Linked DNA regions of Homo sapiens: all the other regions are linked to region 3. A link is a contact called in ENCODE Hi-C or POLR2A ChIA-PET data. All regions are on one chromosome and are shown on one strand. Each heading gives the region's core, a stretch centred on a gene start or an enhancer-like site at or near the end of the contact. The rest is flanking DNA. Distances are from core to core; before and after follow the strand shown.

The links. A loop is a pair of places that touch in the nucleus more often than their neighbours do. ChIA-PET counts read pairs that join two places held with the same protein, here RNA polymerase II (POLR2A). Pooled maps may share reads with other maps.
Region 1: a map with no recorded cell type shows a loop between it and region 3 (11-fold over the local background). The contact joins the enhancer-like site here to the promoter of SLC2A5 in region 3. A Hi-C loop is called at or near these places in 5 of 37 single-sample maps with no recorded cell type and 3 of 50 pooled maps. POLR2A ChIA-PET finds 5 or more read pairs at or near these places in 1 of 52 experiments (naive thymus-derived CD4-positive, alpha-beta T cell).
Region 2: a pooled map shows a loop between it and region 3 (6-fold over the local background). The contact joins the enhancer-like site here to the promoter of SLC2A5 in region 3. A Hi-C loop is called at or near these places in 1 of 168 maps with a recorded cell type or tissue (gastrocnemius medialis) and 3 of 50 pooled maps. POLR2A ChIA-PET finds 5 or more read pairs at or near these places in 1 of 52 experiments (activated T-cell).
Region 4: a loop to region 3 is called in a map with no recorded cell type, with 12 times the contacts of the local background. The contact joins the promoter of RERE-AS1 here to the promoter of SLC2A5 in region 3. A Hi-C loop is called at or near these places in 1 of 168 maps with a recorded cell type or tissue (B cell), 17 of 37 single-sample maps with no recorded cell type and 4 of 50 pooled maps. POLR2A ChIA-PET finds 5 or more read pairs at or near these places in 1 of 52 experiments (GM12878).

Annotation. Positions count from the first base shown.
Region 1 is chr1:8,473,891-8,477,994 of GRCh38, reverse strand. The region is part of intron 10 of RERE (arginine-glutamic acid dipeptide repeats); the gene reads left to right. Among named protein-coding and RNA genes, the nearest start is that of SNORD128, 19 kb to the left of the region's middle. Within about 2 kb of position 1,779, at least 3 of the 41 ENCODE cell types and tissues checked have a DNase peak (open chromatin) inside an H3K27ac peak, as active enhancers do.
Region 2 is chr1:8,395,290-8,399,092 of GRCh38, reverse strand. The region is part of intron 12 of RERE (arginine-glutamic acid dipeptide repeats); the gene reads left to right. Among named protein-coding and RNA genes, the nearest start is that of RERE-AS1, 27 kb to the left of the region's middle. RefSeq lists an enhancer at 3,165-3,364. Within about 2 kb of position 1,917, at least 21 of the 41 ENCODE cell types and tissues checked have a DNase peak (open chromatin) inside an H3K27ac peak, as active enhancers do; they include gastrocnemius medialis, where a contact is called at or near this core.
Region 3 is chr1:9,067,347-9,071,481 of GRCh38, reverse strand. It overlaps SLC2A5 (solute carrier family 2 member 5), which reads left to right and starts at 1,847. Exons shown (of 12, transcript NM_003039.3): 1 at 1,847-1,978. The coding sequence starts at 1,946.
Region 4 is chr1:8,422,596-8,426,442 of GRCh38, reverse strand. RERE-AS1 (RERE antisense RNA 1) reads right to left here and starts at 1,798. Exons shown (of 4, transcript NR_125999.1): 1 at 1,742-1,798. RERE (arginine-glutamic acid dipeptide repeats) reads left to right here. Exons shown (of 23, transcript NM_001042681.2): 12 at 3,636-3,716. RefSeq lists silencers at 2,209-2,348, 2,659-2,998.

The DNA of each region.
Region 1 (4,104 bases), core at 530-3,029, 590 kb after region 3:
GAGGCTTTTTGCTTATTTCTTAGTTACTAAAGCTGTGTTCTTGGCTGAAGTTTTTAGAAAGTACAGTCGCTTGTATATTTTCCCAACTCTGGAGCTTTATATGCATCAGTGTATGCCTCTTCGGTCTTCGTTGTTCCATAACTTCATTATCATTGCCAAAAATATTAGGTGGACTGTTGTTTGCATAACCTTAGAATCACTCATCACAAAGCACTGAGATTCAGACTGCTGAGCCCTTGGATTGGGGGCAGTTATTTCTGTACCTCAATTCTACTAAGTAGGATTTAAAGCAGTTACTGTAAATGTTTCTTAATACTGATGTAACTGGTCTTGATTTTGTGTTTTTGTGTGAAAGCCTTTCACATACACTTTCTAGGTCAATTTAGCATGTATGAGTAGGTTCACTAGTGCCTACGTGAGATGCTTAGACCTGTGGTTTTTATGTCATCCTCCAGCCTTCTGCCCAGTTTCATGTCACAAATTTTTTTCTGTTTTCAAGGCTATGAGGATGCCAGGAGTAAGTGAAAACATATTTTAGTTTCCATTTGTGGTCCTGAACCATTTCCACTTGTGGCCAGACATAGGTCTTTCTCAGCTGACAAATAATTATTGAGAAAAGCAGCATAAACAGTCTAGGTTCACGAATGTGCCAGGAGCTTTTCTCCCTGTGGCCAGAGTTAGACTCATTGTGGGTCCTCAAGCTGAGTCTTCTTAGTAGATTATTGACTGCGTCTGTGGAGTCCTCCTGCCCCGGCAAGCAGCCTACACCCTCCGCACCCTCCCTTTCTACTATTCTGTGGCTGATCTCGCATTTATAAAAAAAGAAGTCAGGCTGTAGACATGTTAACTATGTAAATGATTAATTATCCATAATTGCATTTAAAGACCTGTGGCATAAACTTCAGCTTTCACAGAGACTTGAAAATTAAGAGGCACAACCTTAATCCCTAAAGTGTAAGTGAAGCCTGTGCAGGAGCCATTCATTTAGTGTTTGGCGTGGGGAATGTGGCTTAATTCAATGGTTTTATTGTTTTTTTATTTTTCTAAATTAATGTATTAACATTATTACCATTTGTTTATTCCTTTTTAGAAGAATATTCTATAATATTTTGCCTTTGAAAAAATCTTTGTTAAGTGAAGGAATGTTGAATACTGGAAAGTTCCAAAAATGACCTACCTCAGCCTCTTCTGTGACAGCGAAAGAAGCGAAGGACGCAGGTCCGCCCTGCCTCGTGTAGCCTGTTTTTACTGCAATAATAGCACTGCTTATTTCTCCTAGAATAGTGTTTTTTATGTGGTTGTTGCTGTTCATAAAGCATAGGCAAGTTAATCATATTATACTGGTTGTTGATTTTCAAAACCTCCCCTGTGAATGCATTTTAGATTTTCCAGACTGAGCAAATGTCATCCCCATCAGCTTTCATTTAGCACTGTGAGTGTTTTCATGGATGGGGATTTTTTTGTTAGTTTGTTTACATGTGTGTCTTTCCTCTTTTCTGAGCTGCTGGCTCCCTCCTTTCCTCCACCCACCCTCATCCCCTAGCCCCAAGTTAAGAAAAGACAGTGTGCTTGCTTTGTCACTGCAGCGGAAAAAGTCCCCGTACCCATTGCTCCCACCAGATTGCCTGTCCTAAACTGCCCCAGTAGCAACATTCTAGGGTAGGGACATCTTCCTAGAACATGGGTTTATGTTAGAATCCTCATGCTGCTACTTGCTAGGGAAGTGGCCTAGAGAAACATACTGAACCTCTGGATTTCATTTCCTCATTTTTAGTACTCTGGCTGTGGAAGAGAGGTGTGTGGAATGATGAAATCATAAAGACCTAACACAGTTCCTAGCACACTGTGCACTGCTCAGCAAATGTTGCGACCCCCTCCTTTCTTCCATGTGACTCCAGGGCTGGCGCATAATTCCTGGAACATTGTAGTTTCAGAAAGTGATGGAAAGAGGGAGGGAAGATTGGTTCAATAACTATATTTCCTTCTGAAAATTAACTAGACCTTTCTCTCAAGCCCTACCCTCTGCAGTTAAATTCTTTGTCTTTTCCATTATCCCTGAATTTTGCTCCCGTAAGACCATTCAGACAAATTTTAGCCTCTCTGGTACCTAATAGCATTATTTGAAATGATAATGGCCAAATAAAAATAAATATTGTGCTCTTAGTTTCAATTCTAGTTTTTTAACATTTACATGTTTCATATATATTGACTTGGCACTAGGTTATCGATGATGGAGGTATAAATGAAAATGTATTGACATTTGTGAATTATGGTTATAAGAAATTTTTCTTTTCTTTTTTTTTTTTTCTCTTGAGACAGAGTCTCACTCTTTTCGCCCAGGCTAGAGTGCAGTGGCGTGATCTCGGCTCACTGCAACTTCCGCCTCCTGGGTTCAAGAGATTCTTCTGCCTCAGCCTCCTGAGTAGCTGAGATTATGGGCACACACTACCATGCCCGGCTAATTTTTGTATTTCTTTTTAGTAGAGACAGGGTTTCACCATGTTGGCCAGGCTGGTCTCAAACTCCTGACCTCAAGTGACCTGCCCACCTTGGTCTCTCAAAGTGCTGGGATTACAGGTGTGAGCCACCACGCCCAGCCAAGAATTTTTTTTTTTTTTTTTAAGACAGAATCTCGCTCTGTCACCCAGGCTGGCGTGCAGTGGCGCGGTCTCGGCTAACTGCAACCTCCGCCTCCCAGGTTTAAGCGATTCTCCTGCCTCAGCCTCCCAAGTAGCTGGGATTACAGGTGCGCGCCACCACACCCGGCTAATTTTTGTGTTTTTGGTAGAGACAGGGTTTCACCGTGTTGGCCAGGCTGGTCTTGAACTCCTGACCTCAAGAGATCTGCCCACTTCAGCCTCCCAAAGTTCTGGGATTACAGGTGTAAGCCACTGCACGTGGCTAAGAAATTTTTAAATTTTGTTTTGAACATATTTCGGCAAGGTCTTTCTCACTTATCTTAATAGTCGAAATAATTAATTAAAACTATATGAAGAATTTTAAGATTTATTCCAAATACTTTTTTCCTTTCTCAGTTATTTTGACAGTTTCTTGTGATGTATAAACAGATATTTTGCATAGCAAAAGACTTTGATATCTAATATTGTTCTTCATGGACTGGAATTATTTAATTAGCCTGAATGCAGTCTAACTTAAGTAGGCTTTTTATATAGTTATTATAATGGCTATATTTGAAAAGTATGCTTTGGCATAGTAGAAACTGCCAGATGCAATGCCATTTGATCTAAAAAGGTCACGGGAAAAGGGACATTTAAATTAAGTTATAAATTACAATTGAAGAACAATATTTTGATGTGTGAGACCAGAGATGTCAGAGCAGGGAGATGTAATTCATGGGTTCATTATAGAACAGAGGTGCCTGACAGCTGAGCCATGCCAAAAGGAAAATTTATTTGCAACATCACGCAGACAGAAAATGGTAGCTAAGATGAGAAGCCAGAATAGAAACTTGAAACCTTGTGGTAATACGCAGAGTTTATGCTAATAAGACTGCCTGAGATCCAGAGATGTTTAATGACTGCTGTAATATTAATGAGGTGCTTGGACATGTGCACATTTTCAATCTTATAAAAATTAAGGCCTCATCCTTGCTCTATAAAATAACATGCTTTATAACCATGCGTTAAGGTGGATTCTCTCACCTCTCTGTGCAACATACAGATTTGCTGGAATTTCAGAATTGTTTAGGCAAGAGAATTAAAGCTTTAAACAAGATTTTTATCCATGGTAGCTTTGAGGAAGGATATAATTTAATGTTTATAGCAATCCATGAGAAGTTCAATCATGAGTTAATTAAACTGTAGGCAGTCATTAAGTATTATTTATTCTTTCGAGAAGCTTGCCAGTAAAGCACTTATATATATTAAATTATAGAAAGTAAGCATGGAATGATTTGTCAGGCAGAGTGAGAGTAGCAGATTTAACTTGGGCAATTATGCAGAAATGTTTTTCTTGTAGCATGATCCTTTCTTTCTGCTAATCAGGAGGAGGTCAGAGGCTGTAGTAAGACAATTGCAGATGTGTAGTGACTACCGGCATTGTTGGCTCTATTGAACCTCTTGTTTGAATAGTGTTAGGTAAGAG
Region 2 (3,803 bases), core at 668-3,167, 670 kb after region 3:
AGACACAAGCAGTTCAATAGAAAAATGGGTGAAAGATGAGAACAGGTAGTTTTAGCTGAGAAAATCTGAAAAGTCTGCAAAGTTTTGCAGCCTCACTAACAGGGAAATGCAAATTAAAATACACATATTACTTCACACCCGTTATATTTACAAAAAAGTTTATCAGTTCTAAGTAGAAGTGAGGTTGTTGAAAAGCAGGTACTCTCATGTACTCCTAGTGGCCGCGCACATTGATGCACCTGTTTGTTGTTGAGATATGAAGTGAAAATCACAGATACCTGTAAAAATAGCAAATTTTTCGATGTATAGCAAGGCCCTGTGCCAGATTCCATGGGTGTAGTGGATTGCATACCCAACTGGTCATCAGAGTCACCTGACAAAATCTGTTTTTAGGCTGCGTATTTTCTGGTGATCTTCCAGAGTTGGGGAAGACTCCTCCCCCACACTAGAGTTCAGTGAATACTTCACTGGGGAGTCAAAACATAAATACGCATGATAAATAATAAGAAAAAGGAAAAATCATTTAAGACTGATAACAGATGTTAGAAGCACTACGTGATTAATTGCCAAATAAATTGTAGAGATGGTCGTTGTTAATAGAAGAGGATCTTATTTTACACTGGGGCGGTCAAGACACACGTCAGGAAGAAGCTGAGACTTGAACTAGGCCTTGAGTGATGGGGAGATGGTGAGAACCAACCCTGAGCAAAGCACACAGGAGAGCAAAGCTATGGAGATTTCATCAGCCACACTCAGTACTAACCCCCTTGCCTGAGAGTCAAGACCTTTTATACTGTGGTCCAAATCAGCTTCTCCAAGCCCCTTCCCTACTGCTTTTCTTTCTGCACCTCTGGCCCTTGCCAAACACTCAGGCTTCCTGTCTGCCATTTCTTCCTGCAGTGTTCTGCCCAGAATGCCTGCCCTTCTGTTACTCCATGTGGAAATGCTCTACATTTTTAAACTTAATTTCCTTCATTAATCTTTCTCTAATCTGAGGAGGATATAACTCTGTCCTTTGAATACCCCTGTAGAACATCATGCCTCTCTTAGGGCCTTTCTCTGGCTCTGCATTGTCTTATGAAATTCTATCTTACACCTCCCTTTTTGGATTGAGCTCCTGAAGGCAAGGACTGTCTTACTCACATTATCTTCATCATGGTGCCTTGCACCTAGATGCTCAAGAAATATTTGTATGATTGAATTAAAGTTGAAAGTTGCAGTCAATCTTTTTGAAGATTATTCTGGCAACAGTGTGTATCAGAGAATAAAGAGCCTGAAATCAGAAAGTACAAATAGCAGAAGGTCTTGGGGGATGGTGCCCAGTAAGAACAGGAAAGATCAGAAGAGTCAGGAACTTACTGCATATGGGGGAGGAGGTAATAATGGTCTAAGGCGCGTGGATCCTCAAGGCTTAGAGAACTGAGAAGCCAGCAGGAAATAAAACTGTAGCACAGTTGGGTTATTGCCATTTTGGTGACAGTTTCATGTGTTTTTTTTTTTTTTTCCTGTGTGAGTGTGATTTTGCTCAACATGAGTTTGGTAACTGGGATCAGAAAGGTTTTGTTCCTTGGTACATTTTACAGAATGGTTGCTAAGCCAACAGAACTCAGAATTGAGTTCAAATCCCAGCTATCCCACTTATTCTCTGGGGGTTTGGGGTAAGTCTCTTAGATGCTGTAAAATTTAAGTTCCTCAGTAATGAAATGGGGGCACAAATAGAACCTCCCTCAGAGTCGTAGTGAAAGTCGAATAAGGCAGCAGTGATTGAGCTCTTATTATGCACTAGGCACTGTTCTAAGCACTTGAACTTACTTAACCTTCATAGCATCTCCATGAGGCAAGTGGTGGTGTTGCCATCACAATACGTGTGAAGAGAAAGGAGGCAGAGAGATTATGATGACTTGCCCAAAGAACACAGAGTTCACACTGAATTGGAACTGGAACTTGGGCAGTGTGGTTGCAGAGCACCCAGTCTTAGCTGCTGTGCTGTTTCTGACTCAGTATCTGTCACATAGTAAACATTCCATTAGAATCAGCTCCTGTTTCTCCTCCCAGGGAAGACACACAGTACATTTTGCCTGAGATAACTGTCTCACCAGATGTGTATACAGTCACGTGGTAGACTGGAAAGCACATTTGTGAGTGTTAGTTCTCATGGTCCTTTGAGTTTTCCCTTACCTTTAAAATGCAAAGATGCTGTTGAAAGTGAATAAACTGATACTGTGGAGAAAGCATGATATATCACAAAGAATGCCATTGTGGAAAAAGTTCACTTTGACTGCTTAATGAGGGGGAGGGGTCTCCTTTGGGGGATGATGAAAGCGTTTTGGAATTAGATCTGAGGGCTGCACGCATTGTAGATGTATTAACTGCCTCTGAATTGTAAACTTTAAAATGATTAATTTTATGTTATGTGAATTTTACCTCAATAACAATTTTTTTAAGTTAATTCGAGTTGGGTTTTACCTTTGGAAGTATAATTACAAAGCGGGCAATACTTCATGCTGTTAAAATTAAACTTGATTTATTAGACGGCTGACTGCTTCCGTTGTTATCCACAGCTGAAAAGGAGATGAAGATCCTGCTTGTAGCTGAGCAGTCTTTAGAAGTCTGCTGCATTCTTCCCAAATTCCATCACTCTAGTCAAGAGTAAGAGGATTTGATAATAGGGGACTGGTTTCCTCTCGGCTCTGTGATAACTGGGGACTGGTTCCAGGAGGGCAGGTACTTTGTATGTGAGTTTTCATGTACTTCACATTATGTCCATGTCACGTTCTTCAACTTGATCAGCCTTTGAATTTTGGCATGGACAACAAACTCCACATTGAATTCAGCTCTAGAAGCTGGGATTCAAATTTGACCCCAGAATGGACCCCAAGTGATAGCACAGCAGCCCTTCCCCCCTCCCACTTTCCTGATGGTAGAAACAGGATAATTAGCATAGGTTTTCAAGAGATGATCTCTGCTCAGTTGTTCTGTGCCTTCTCACTTGTCACTAAGGCTCTTAGCCCTGGCTTGAAGGCTTTTGCTAATATTTCTTGGGGAACAAAGTCTTTCTCTGGAATCCATTCAAGGTGGGTAGTTAATGGAATGGCTGTCCTTTAAGCACAGAGAGAGGGGTGGTGTCACCTATGCCTTACAGAGCAGAATAATAATAATAGAATTGGTCCTCGTTCGAGTGTTCCTTCTCAGATTTGTGCTCCCGTGTTCCTTGGGCACTCTCACTGGCTAATTCTCTGCAAACATCACAACTCAGGCATGGAACCTCTCATACTTCCTCCTGTGCCCCCACTGCAGGCCTTCAGTGCATGGTGGTGGTTTTGGTTTTGGTTTTTGTTTCCTCTCCTCTCCCGTTTTAGAAACACGGATGTCTTATATTCCCACAAAAGAATTTAGGAAATTAACCTGTTTACAAAAAGGTCCACACAGGTTTGACATTGCTTCCTCAAAGCACCTTGTTCACAGTTGCCCTTCTAGGTCAAGCTCACCTTCACCTTTTTTTTTTCCTACCTCCAGCTTCAAATGTCTCCAGGTGCCTGCATAGCTGAGCAGGAGAGGTTCCTTTTTTATGCAGACAAGACCAAAGAGGAAATTGTTCATTCTTTTTTTTTTTTTTTTGAGACAGAGCCTCACTCTGTTGCTCAGGCTGGAGTGTAGTGGCGTGATCTCAGCTCACTGCAACCTCTGCCTCCCGGGTTCAAGCTATTCTCCTGCCTCAGCCTCCCGAGTAGCTGGGACTACAGGCGTGTGCCACCACGCCCGGCTAATTTTTTATATTTTTAGTAGAGATGGGGTTTCACCAT
Region 3 (4,135 bases), core at 598-3,097:
AGGTGTCATGCACTTGACATGACTGATGACTACAAACTTTGGACGATTATTTTTGGGGGGAGGATGGGGGACGGAGATGAGTCTCGCTCTGTCGCCCAGGCTGGAGTGCAGTGGTGTGATCTAGGTGCGCTGCAACCTCCGCCTCCCGGGTTCCAGCTATTCTCCTGCCTCAGCCTCCCAAGTAGCTGGGATTACAGGCGTCTGCCACCATGCCTGGCTAATTTTTGTATTTTCGGTAAAGACAGGGTTTCACCATGTTGGTCAGACTGGTCTCGAACTCCTGACCTCAGGTGATCCACCCACCTTGGCTTCCCCAGGTGCTGGGATTACAGGCGTGAGCCACCGCGCCCGGCCGGATTCTTCTTTGTGTTGGATTGCACACCTGTACCCGTCTCCTCACTCCCCCATCGTTGATTTCCTCTCCCCACCCTACCCCTGCAATTAAAGTGCATTTTCTTTGGAAACTTTTTCTAGATCTTTGAAATAATTGGAAACCTCTGGTCTTGCTATGCGTTAGTCACAAGTCAGTGTGCTAGGACAGTGATACGCAGAAGAAAAAGACAGGCAGTAGCTGGTGAAAGGGAATGCTGAGTTCTCCCTTGTGAATAGGGACCCCCCCGACCCCCCAACACACACACACACACAGACGGCCACGCTGCTAGGCTTCTCACAGTCTCCCACCCTGAGCAACCCTGGGGATTTGCTGCTAATGCAAGGAACAGTGCCTAACACAGGCTCCCAGTCTCTGCTTGTTTAAAGATGCATGAGATTCAGAATCAATCACTAAAGTAACTGGATTTACGCCACAGCAAATAGAACTGGGAGTATGTTCTGTAAAGATGAAAACCTGTGGGACTTGTGAGACTTTGGATTTTGGCCACTTGCGCTGGTGTGCCCTGTGGCAGCTGAATGAGTGCCAAACATGGGGGGCTGACAGTGGCCTGGCCTTGAGATGGCCGGACCCGGACCAGCAGGTGTGACTCATTTTCCCTGCCCTGCCTGGAAAGGGGTTCGAGGTATTTACCACCTTCCCAGTAGTGATGAATACACAGAAAGTAACATCCCTAGGTCATTCTGAGCTCCTTAAAATGGAAAATAAGAGGCCGGACACGATGGCTCACGCCTGTAATCCCAGCACTTTGGGAGGCCAAGGAGGGTGGATCACTTGAGGTCAGGAGTTCGAGACCAGCCTGGCCAACATGGCAAAACCCCGTGTCTACTAAAAATATAAAAATTAGCCGAGCGTGGTAGTGCACGCCTGTAATCCCAGCTACTCAGGAGGTGGAAGCAGGAGAATCGCTTGAACTCGGGAGGCGGAGGTTGTAGTGAGCTGAGATCATGCCACTGCACTCCAGCCTGGGACAAGAGCGAAACTCCGTCTCAAAAAAAAAAAAAAAAAAAAAAAAAAACAGAAAATGAGAAACTTTCCCCAAACAGTATTACACGGTGACTTGGGCAAAACTGACTCTCCACCAAGAGACACTTGACTGTAGTTTTCCTGGCAGGGAGAGCATCTTTGAGGTCTCTAGTGGCCCAATCTGTTGCCCTCAGATTACCTGGTGTCATGTAGGGTGGAGGACAGCTGTTGTTTGCCATGCGTTCCTGACAGAAATAACCCTTCCAGTCATTCACCATGAGCCTGACTGGTAGAGACTTTAGCAATGGGGAAATACCGTAGACTGTTCCATCAGGACAATGCTGGGCCTGCAGTCCCCAGGGGGCACCCACTTACTTAGCCAAACCCCAGACGTTTCATTTAAAAGCAGAAGTGAAAGGAAGACCAGGTTCCTGAAAGGGTTATTCTGACTTAATCTGGCTATAAAAATGCTATTGGCTGTTATTTGGCATGGCCAAAGTGCACCCAGAATGTCTTCTCTCTCCATTCAGTGCACGCGTTACTTTGGCTAAAAGGAGGTGAGCGGCACTCTGCCCTTCCAGAGCAAGCATGGAGCAACAGGATCAGAGCATGAAGGAAGGGGTGAGTGTGTTGCTCAGGGAAAGGGGCCAAGAGCAGGCTTGGCTGCCAGGGCCTGTGCAGCCTTCCTGGAGAGTCGCTGGGGGGCTCCTGGTGTTGCAGAGGGAACTCTGTGTTGGGAGGGATTATGGTGGGGAGAGGGGGAAAGTCTTGTCCAGCAGGTGGTCTTTTATAGGGAGGAGAGAGGTTTAGAGACAAGTGCTCTGTGGAAATCATTCTACTGGAACAGCCTTTAACAGCAGGATCTGTAACTGAATGGAAGAGACCCAAAGGATTCATTTGTCCCAACTTGAACCAAACATGTTAGCTGCAAAATCCTTCTATGGTTGGTGAGATGTTTCGCTCTGCTTTCGTTTTGCTTTTGGCTTCAGGGCAGTTAATTTTTTCAGCAAGTAACATAGCTGAGCTGCATGAAAGCAAGATAAACTCAGAAAAGGCGTTGCTTGATTTGAATTTAGTTCAGATCTGTCACGTAGGTTTCCTGCCTTTTAGATCCTGAGGCTCCCTTGTTTTAGAGAGGAAAGATTTTCATGGACTCCTGCAACGTAATTGCAGTTTACTTTCTAGATTCCCTTGATTGAGGAAAATGCATAATGTCAGAAAAGTAACACTGACTTATTAACACTTTATAAGAATTTGCATTTATTCATCACAATAGCATCTGCTTATATTTGGAGTGGAGGAAGGATAGTGCACATTTTTGCAAAACAGCATTTGTTCAGGCATGGATGTGAGACCCTCACCATAGGCAGACTGGAAACATGCTCTGTAGCACATAGATTAAGAGTGGGTCTTGGGAGGCTGAGGTGGGTGGATCACCTGAGGTCAGCAGTTCGAGACCAGCCTGGCCAACATGGTGAAACCCCATCTCTACTAAAAATACAAAAATTAGCCAGGCGTGGTGGCAGGTGCCTGTAATCCCAGCTACTCAGGAGGCTGAGGCAGGAGAATCACTTGAACCTGGGAAACAGAGGCTGCAATGAGCTGAGATCACGCCATTGCACTCCAGCCTGGTCAACAAGAGCGAAACTTCATCTCAAAAAAAAAAAAAAAAAAAGAGTGGGCCTGGGAAGTAGAAGCCCCCAGGATTCATTCCTGCTCCATCCTATTCTAGCTGTGGGACTTGGGTAAGTTCTTTAACTCTTCAGTGCCTCAGTTTTCTCATTTGTAAAATGGGAGTAATAACCATACCGCCTCATAGGGTGCTGGAGCAATTAAATGAGATAATGCATGTAAAGTACCTGGCACAGAGTGAGTTCCCCGTAAATGTTACTACTTTTCTTTCTCTCTCTCTCGCTTTTTTTTTTTTTTTTTTTTGACACAGAGTCTTGCTCTGTCACCCAGGCTGAAGTACAGTGGTGCGATCAAGGTTCACTGCAACCTCCACCTTCTGGGCTCAAGCGATCCTCCCACCTCAGCCTCCCAAGTAGCTGGGATTACAGGCATGCACCACCACACCCGGCTAATTTTTGTATTTTTAGTAGAGATGGGGTTTCACCATGTTGGCCAGGCTGGTCTAGAACTCCTGACCTCAGGTGATCCGCCCGCCTCGGCCTCCCAAAGTGCTGGGGTTACAGGTGTGAGCCACCGCGCCCGGCCATCGTAAATGTTACTACTTTTCAATCATTCTTTAGGCTGGTTTCTCCACCTCCGCGTGATTTCCATTTGGCACTGGCTAACGCTTCGTTGTAGGGGCTGTCTTGTGTGTTATAAGATGTTTAGCCGCGTCCCTGGCTCTACCTTCTAGACGCAGTAGCTCCCTCCCCCAGGAGTGACAACCGATGTCCCCGAGAGGGCAGAATCCACTCCCAGCCCTCAACTGAGAGGCACTGCTTTGGAGTCTACTCAGCCCCTTCGCTTGGGTCATCTTGTTTGTCTTACAACTAAGAAAGTGTTAGACAAATCAAGTGTCATCACCTCCATTTTATAGAAAAGAAACGGAGGTGATGAGGACTTAGGTGTTTGGGGTCCAGGGAGGTCCTCCGCTGTCCAGAGAAAGGCACAACTGCCACGTTCCCCACGTCCACCAAGTCCAGCTGCAGAAAGGAATGGAAACACCCCCACGTGGCAGGCCCTGAAACTGAGTAACACATTGCGAAAGGAAATGATTCAGATGGCCACATGCGAGAGGCATGGGCTGACCCAGCTGCCTGCTGCCTC
Region 4 (3,847 bases), core at 549-3,048, 640 kb after region 3:
AGTCTCTGTCGCCCAGGCTGGAGTGCAGTGGCGCAATTTCGGCTCACTGCAAGCTGCGCCTCCCGGGTTGACGCCATTCTCCTGCCTCAGCCTCCCCAGTAGCTGGGACTACAGGCGCCCACCACCATGCCCAGCTAATTTTTTGTATTTTTAGTAGAGACGGGGTTTCACTGTGTTAGCCAGGATGGTCTCGATCTCCTGGCCTTGTGGTCTGCCCGCCTCAGCCTCCCAAAGTGCTAGGATTACAGGCATGAGCCACCGCGCCCGGCTGAAAGACACTTCTTAGGAAGAATACTGAGGACTTTATGATTTGACATTGGACCCGAGAAGAGGAAAGTACAGACTCATAGAAAATGGTAACAGAAAATAGTTACCACTGTAGACGCCTGCCTGCATTTTACAGAGTGTGGCTCTGAGGATTTGAGGGGGCTTAAGTTTGAATTCTGGCTTTGTCTCTGAGGAGTTGATCTAGTTACCTATCTGTGCCTCAGCTTCCTTGTCTGTAAAATGGGGATAATAATTGTACTTCTTCTTAGGTTGTAAAGATTTCGAATTAATATATATGAGGCTCCTGGCATATAGTAGGTACTTAGTAACTATTGGTTGAATGGATGATGTTCAAAGGATTGCATCACAATAAATGGAAGAAACAGGATCTGAATTTGTTTGTCCAACTCTGCCACCTTACCCTGATGTTCCAGAGTCAGCCTTTCTCACATGCTGCCTTTATTGTGTAGGCCTCTTTTACTGGACCTGTTAGATGTCACTTGGTATCAAGCCCACGTTCCGATTGCATGGTCCTGGCGTTCCACAGCCTGGCTCACTCCAGATTGCCCGCCCCAAGTCTGTGTAGACTGTCCCCTGTAACCCACCTCCCATTCTCCACCTCTGACCTTCACGGAGGGCCCGGTCACCAAGCCACCTCCCACCCCTGCAATAGTTGCCCACCCCTTGTGATCTCGCTGATGTCACTGCCTTGGCGAAGGCATTCTGAACTACTACAGACCACTGCAGTCTAGCCTTCTTGGGTCCCTTGCTGCACTGATGAGCTGCACCTCACTTCTTTATGCTTGGCCAGATGACATCTCAGAATGTTCTGTAATGACTTCACACATACTTATCTTACGTGCAAAAATGAATCACAGTTCAGTAAAGGTCCATGGCAACCTTTATTATCTTCCTAGACCCCTCTCAGCTAGGTGCTCAGTAAATACCTGAATACTTGAAGAATGGATTAAGCGGCAGGAATTCTGATTACTGAGGTGGAGTGTGCCAGTAGTTGAGGTCCTCATCTCATACCTGAACTGTGTCAGCAGCCTCTTTAACTGGTCTGTCCCTAATCTACACTTAGGCCACACTGCCACTGGCACAGTCCTCATCCAGTCTTTTCATGGAAAGCTCCAGCTTCAGCCTTTCTGCCAGCCTACAATTAGGAACTCTTCCGTGCGGCCTGAAGGGCTCTCTGCAACCGGATCCTTGCCTGCCTCTTTCGTCTTATCTGCTGGCACTCCATTCTGCACACCCTGTCCTCCTTGCAGTTCCCAGAATGTTCCCTGTGCCTTTTCCTGGCTGACTTCTGCTGGAAGCCCTGCTGGAGCCCACCTGGCAGGCTCACACTCTTCCTTGTCACTTCCTCTAAGACATCAGCAAGCAGAGTAAGTTGCTTCCTCTTCCTAGCTTCACCCACCACCCTTTGTTCCTCTGCTGCTTTTCTTGCAGGCCCTAGGACTGGTTTGTTTACCTGTCTGCCTTCCTGGGCAGACTGCAGCTCCTTGAGGGCAGGGCCATCTTTCCGTGCCGTCTCTCCCGGTGATATGCTGTGTGCACACAGCGTAGGATGCCTGTTGATCATATAAACGATACTTTTGTCAAGTAACAAAGGTCACTCCTCACACTAGAGGAGAGCTTGCTGCTTTCTTGTGCCTTGAGAGATTTTCCCTTCGAACTGTATGAATTATATTGAAAATTGACAATGATGAGTCATATCTCAGCAAGGGTGAAATTCAAAAACGCAAAGCCTCCACTACTGGAGTAGGAGGTTGCAGACTGGTCTTAAAAGGCTAAGTCTGGCCCTTCACTGAATCCGCCTGGCGGGTCTCAAACACAGGGAGTGGGAGGGACCCTCTGCCCGGTGGGCAGGTGATTTATTGGCTGGGAAGCTTCCGCGGTGATTTAGTTGTGAAGCGGCGGCCGGGGAAGTGCAGGCTAATGCCTGGGCCGCCAGGGAGAGGCCGCCCACAATCGCGGGCCGGAAGGGACCGCGGGGGGCGTCGGGGCCAGCCCCCCGTTTCGCAGCTGAGGCGGGGTTGGGGCGGAGGGCGTGCGGCCGGGGCGCAGCCGACTTCGTCCATCCGGAACGTGGGCTGGAGACCCAGCAGCCTGGGAAGGGCCCCAGCCCTGTGGGCGCCCTCTCCCCACGCTTGCTGCGGTAGGGAGGAAGTTTCTGTGCTTTACCGCCTTGATGTTCTCCTGTCCGGAAGGAGGACACAGATTCCAGCGCCGGGTGCCCTGGAGGCTCCGGCCTCGGGGTGGGGGTCGGGCCGGGGGCGGGGCCGGGGCCGGGGCGCGGGGCCCCGGCTGGCGGACAGGAGGGCGGCGGCAATCCAGGCCGCCTTTTGCAGCCGCCCGCGGCCGCGCCGGGCTCTGCGCGCCGCGCTCCTGCCTCCTCCCCCGTCAGCGGCGGCCCCAGCCCCGCGCCCCCCGGGCCCCGCGCCGCGCGGCCCCGCCGCGGTCACACGCCGAGCCACCCGCGGCCGCCTCCGCCCTGCGCTTTGTGGAGCCGGAGCCCAGTGACAGGCGACGGCCTCTTGCCGCCCCGGACCCCGGGCGCTTACCTGTGGCTGCTGGGGTCGGCCGCCCGGGACCAGGCTGGGAGCCCCGAGGTGGGGGCTCGGAGCCAGGAGCTGCCCCCACCGGGGCGGGGAGGGGTGCTCGGGAGGCATGGGACAAAGTGAAAGTCTCCGGGCTGGGGTTAGGGACGAGTCTGCTGCGAAAATGGATGGGGGCGGCGAGTGGCGTCGGGAGGGCGGAAGGGGTGCTGGTTATTCTCTGGTGTCTCGGAGTGGCTTTTAATGACGGACGGTGGGGCAGGCCCGCTGGCTTTCGTGTTCCCGGTGGGCTTCTGTGATACTGGTGCCTTCCGGTGCCTCCTGGCAAATTCTTTGGATTAAGGAAAGCGGCCTTTTAACCCCCTAGGGTTCCCTTCTGGAGAAGAGTCACCGGGTTTGGTTCTGTTTCCCCTTTCTGCTCGACACTTCTGGGAAGCTTGGTTCTCAGGTGGGAAAGCAGTTGTGTTTTATTAAAACATGGAGCATATTTATACCTTCGTGCACCAGAATGTGTGCCTGGTGGAAGAGGGGGACAGATTGCTTCTTAGCCTCAGACGCAGGACGTCCTTCTCTTAAACGCGCTGCCCTGCGTGGTGGGTGGGATTGGGGTTCTGATGAAGGTAGCTGGGGCCTGCCCTGGCCAGTGGGTCCCAGCTGAGCTGCTGACATACTCTCCGAGCCTCGGCAGTATTCCCTAGCCGAGACTTTTTTTGTGGTTGTTATTCTGCTGATTGTAGATATCTTTGCTTTGCTGACATCCTGTTTTGTTTTTGGTTTTTACATCCCATTTGTTTCTTTTTATCACAGAAACGCTTCGTTAAGGGACTCAGGCAGTACGGGAAGAACTTCTTCAGAATTAGAAAGGAGCTGCTTCCCAATAAGGAAACAGTGAGTACAATTGGACTTTATGTAACTTGATTTTTTCCTCTTTGCTCCTGCTGCCTCTCCACATTTGATCTTATGAAATGGTTTCCTTTAACCCTGCGCTGTGCTCAGACTCGGGCTGGCCTCCAGAATTC